2 separate regions of the Homo sapiens genome follow, and region 1 is linked to region 2. A link is an interaction called in ENCODE POLR2A ChIA-PET data of the cell type or tissue named here. Cell type or tissue: GM12878. All regions are shown on one strand.

The links. Peaks named below come from ENCODE experiments on the same cell type or tissue, not always from the same donor. Only the 100,000 strongest peaks of a DNase experiment are listed, where the experiment ranks them.
Region 1: POLR2A ChIA-PET joins it to region 2 with 5 read pairs; 7 of 35 experiments call an interaction of 5 or more read pairs at or near these places.

The regions. Positions count from the first base shown.
Region 1 is chr12:111,669,566-111,672,065 of GRCh38, reverse strand. All of the region lies in intron 5 of BRAP (BRCA1 associated protein), which reads left to right. It also overlaps the pseudogene PCNPP1. Among named protein-coding and RNA genes, the nearest start is that of BRAP, 15 kb to the left of the region's middle. In GM12878, no CTCF peak of the experiment used is centred here; no DNase peak of the experiment used is centred here.
Region 2 is chr12:111,561,825-111,564,324 of GRCh38, reverse strand. All of the region lies in intron 1 of ATXN2 (ataxin 2), which reads left to right. Among named protein-coding and RNA genes, the nearest start is that of ATXN2, 36 kb to the left of the region's middle. In GM12878, no CTCF peak of the experiment used is centred here; no DNase peak of the experiment used is centred here; H3K27ac peaks cover 565 bases.

The DNA.
Region 1 (2,500 bases), 110 kb before region 2:
CCTGGCTAATTTTTTAAATTTGTTTTAGAGACAAGATCACCCTGGCTGGGCGCGGTGGTTCATGCCTATAATCCCAGCTCTTTGGGAGGCTGAGGTGACGGATCGCTTGAGCACAGGAGTTGGGAGGCCGAGGTGATGGATTGCTTGAGTGTAGGAATTCGAGACCAGGCTGGGCAACATGACGAAACCCTGTCTCTACAAAAAATACAAAAATTAGCCAGGTGTGATGCTGAGCACCTTTGGTCCCAGCTACTCAGGACCCTGAAGCAGGAAGATCACCTGAGTCGGGGGAGGTCCAGGCTATAGTGAGCCGTGATCTTGCCATTGCACTCTAGCCTGGGCAACAGTGAGACCCTGTCTCAAAAAAAAAAAAAAAAAAAAAAAGTCTCTCTGTTACCCAGACTGTTCTTGAACTCCTCAGCTCAAGCATTTTTCCCACCATGGCCTTCCAAAGTGCTGGGATTACAAGTGTGAGCGACTGTGCCTGGCCTCTTGATTCCGTTTTGTTTTGTTTTGGAGACAGAGTGTCACTCTGTTGCCCAGGCTGGAGTGCAGTGGCACTCTCTTGGCTCACTGCAACCTCCACCTCCCAGGTTCAAGCGATTCTTGTGCCTCACCCTCCTGAGTAGCTGGGATTACAGGCATACGCCACTATGCCAGGCTAATTTTTTTATTTTTAGTGGAGATGGGGTTTCACCACACTGGCCAGGCTAGTCTCGAACTCCTGGCCTCAAGTGATCTGCCCACCTTGGCCTCCCAAAGTGCTGGGATTATAAGCATGAGCCACTGTGCATGGCGTTGATTCTGTTTTGATAGCAATTTGTGATGGCTCTGATCTTTCACTCCCATGGGAACCTTTCCTATATTATGTGGTCACTGGAATCATTTTGTAAAGTAGCAATACAGCTCTTTATTTTAAGATATATTTTAAGATTAAGATTTCTTTTTCCTTTCTTTTTTTTTTGGAGACATGAGTCTCACTCTGTCACCCAGGCTGGAGTATAGTGGCGTGATCTTGGCTCACTATAACCTCCACCTCCCAGGTTCAGGCAATTCTCGTGCCTCAGAATCCCAAGTGGCTAGGACTATAGGCATGCGCCATCACTCCCGGCTACTTTTTGTATTTTTAGTAGAGATGGGGTTTTGCCATGTTGGCCAGGCTGGTCTCAAACTTCTGATCTCAGGTGATCGGCCCACTTTGGCCTCCCAAAGTGTTAGGATTACAGGCATGAGCCACCGCGCCCGGCCAGATTTCTTTTATTTTAAATTAGACCTGGGCCAGATGCGATGTCTCATGCTTGTAATCCCAGCACTTTAGAAGGCCAAGGTGGGCGGATAACTTGAGGTCAGGAGTTTGAGACCAGCCTGGCCAACATGAGGAAACTCATCTCTACTAAATATACAAAAATTAGCCTGGTGTCGTGGCAGATGCCTGTAGTCTCAGCTACTCCGGAGGCTGAGGCAGAATTGCTTAAACCCCGGAGGCCGAGGTTGCAGTGAGCTGAGATTGCGCCACTGCACTCTAGCCTGGGCAACAGAACAAGACTCCCATCTAAAAAACAAAATTAAAAAATTAAGTAGACCTGAAGGTCTTTTTACTTTGAGATCCGCTTGATGGAAGTTAGTTCTGAGTAGATTGTTTTAGCATTTGATTAGGTGAAATCAAAATTTGATAAGTGGGTGGCGGGGGAAAATGTTGGATGGGAGAGAAGAAGGCTGAAAAGTCTCAGCGAGCTGGAGCTGCCAGAGGACCTGAAGAAGAGGCAGAAAAACTTGTGAAAACTAAAACTGTTTCTTCCAGTAATGGAGGGGAAAGTTCCAGTCGCAGCATTGAGAAACGGTCAGATGAAGAAGAAGCTGCAGACCTCCCAACAAAGCCTACAGTGATCTCCAAGTTTGGATTTGCCTTAGTTGGATGACAAAGAAAGCATCAACAATATCCATCAAACTTGGATCAAATAAGCCAAAAGAAACTGTTCCAACTCTTGCTCCAAGCACTTTTTCAGGAGCAGCAGCTTTTAATGAAGATGAAGATAGTGAACCAGAGGAAATCTCCAGAAGCAAAGATGAAGATGAAGAATATTGGAAGGGATACACCAACATCAGCTGGACCAAACTCCTTCAATAAAAGAAAGCATGGGTTTTTTGATAACCAGAAGCTATGGGAGCGAAATATAAAATCTTATGTTGGAAATGTCAATGACCAAGACAATTAAACGATGTTTTGAAATTGGGGTGTGGGGTGGGTGTAAACTTAAAAGGAACAGTTTCCTTTTTTAAAGAATGGTATAAGACTATTTTTGGAGCCACTTTTTTTTTCTCTTTCATTTTTTGTTTAAATATTGAGCTGTACACTAATAAGTTAGGGTTCAAAATTAGAGGTAATTTATGTTTTATATACAGATTTCAAGACATTTGCTAATTTTGTAGTTTCATGTGATTAGTTTCCAAAGGTTACAGATAATAAATCAGAAATGGTACCTTTTTAAGAATTGCATAT
Region 2 (2,500 bases):
TTTCTTTCCCTTGTTCTGATTGGGCTGTTAATTCATTAGGTATTTACTCAGTGTGTATCATATGAGGCATGATTCCTCTGCTAATTTTGGTAGTGGTAGAAAGATACTTTTGCCAAGCTTGGTTGTTAGGTTTTCATTTGTCCAAGAGTTCCTGACCAAGTGTGAATGGATGTTGAAATCAAGGTGTTTCTTTGGCCACACAATGTGCCTTTGGGGGCTATATCTATGTGCTTCTGGTACCTTCTTTTAATTTTCACAAAGACACTGCTTGCCGACCACACTGTTTTGTCTAATGTGGGGCTATGACCCCCTGGAAGAGGCATCATTTTCTGATTTTCACAGAAGCATAATATGGTCAGGTGATGGTCCTGAGTAGTGGGTATATGACAGATACACTAGTAATTATAATACAGATCTAAACTGGAGAGTTGAAAACAGCATCGTATATTTGATTGAGATAATCGAAGGAAGACTTCCTGAAAAGATGGCATTTGAGTTTCAAGGCTGAGTAGGATTAAGTATTATTATTTAAAAAATGCCTTGGACAATGCATTAAATAGAGTTAACAAATCACATCACTTATAGTCTCCAATTAAAAACATTTTACTTAAACATAATTTTAGACTTTTAGAAAAATTGCAAAGATATTATAAAGAATTCTCCTATATATCTCACCTGTATTCTTCAAGTAACATTTTACCATATTCACCTTAACATTTTCTCTGTATTGGTAATTGTATATGTAAGATTTAATATAAAATAAAAATTCTTATTAAACATATGAGAGACATGATGCCTCTTTAGCCCTAAATACTTCAACTTGTATGTACTAATAACAAGGGCATTCTATTTCAAAACCACAGTACAGTTGTCAAAATAAGGAAATTAATAATTGTGTCAAACTGTTATTCTGTTTATAGACCTTCTAATGTCCTTTAAAACAATCAACAAATCAACATTTTTCTGGTCAAGAACCAGTAAATATGTATATTCTACATATATATATACACATATATATACACACATATATTCTACATATATATGTGGAATATACGTATTTACTCCCTCTGTCCAAGAACCAATCCAGGATTGTTACCTTCGGTTATCATGTATCTTTGGTCTCCTTTAATCCAAAGCAGTTTCTTTGTCTTTTATGACTTGACACTTTTGAAGATTACAGGTTATTTTGTAGACTGTCCCTCAACTAGGGTTTATCTGAGGTTTCCTTATGATTAGATTCAGATATTTATTTTTGGCAGGAATACAACAGAAATGATTTGTGTGTTTTTCTCATTGCATGATATCAGAAAGTGCATTGTATATATTTATCCCATTACTGGGGTTGTTAACTTTGATCACTTGGTTAGAGTTGTGTCTACTAAGTTTCTTCACTATAAAGTTATTTTTCACTTGGTCATTTCATCAGTATCTTGTGGGGAGTTACTTTGTGGTTATATAAATACTCTGTTTCTACTTTCCCTTACTATATTTAGCTTCTGTGGACACTTTTGCCTGAAACAGTTATTTACTATGGTGTTACCAAGTAGTGATGCCCTTTTCTTCCATCATTCTGTCTACATTTTTTTTTTTTTTTTTTTTTTTTTGAGATGGAGTTTCGCTCTTATTGCCCAGGCTGGAGTGCGGTGGCCTGATCTTGGCTCACTGCAACCTCTGCCTCCCGGGTTCAAGCAGTTCTCCTGCGTCAGCCTCCCGAGTAGCTGGGATTACAGACATGCGCCACCACTCCTGGCTAATTTTGTATGTTCAGTAGAGACAGGATTTTTCCATGTTGGTCAGGCTGGTCTCCAACTCCCGACCTCAGGTGATCCACCCACCTCAGCCTCCCAGAGTGCTAGGATTACAGGCGTGAGCTGCCACACCAGGCCTTCTTTTTCTCTTTTAAGAGATAGAGTCCTGCTTTGTCACCAAGGCTGGAGTGCAGTGGCATGATGATAGTTCACTGCAGCCTCAAACTCCTGGGCTCAAGTGAACCTCCCATCTGTAGCTGGGACTACAGGCACCTGCATAACACCTGACTGTTTTTTAAAACTATTTTAGAGATGGGGTCTTGCGAAGTTGCTCAGGATGGTCTTGAACTCCGGGTCTTAAGTGGTCCTTCTGCCTCAGCCTCTGGATTAGTTGGCATTACAGGCATGAGCCATTGTACCTGGCAAGTGCATATTTTCTTTTTTTTTTTTTAAGGTGGAGTCTCGAGGCCGGGCGCAGTGGCTCACACCTGTAATCCCAGCACTTTGGAAGGCCGAGGTGGGTGGATCAAGAGGTCAGGAGATCGAGACCATCCTGGCTAACATGGTGAAACCCTGTCTCTACTAAAAATACAAAAAATTAACTGGGCATGGTGGCACACGCCTGTAGTCCCAGCTACTCGGGAGGCTGAGGCAGGAGAATTGCTTGAACCCAGGAGGTGGAGGTTGCAGTGAGTCAAGATCATGCCACTGCACTCCAGCCTGAGCGACAGAGGTAGACTCTGTCTCAAAAA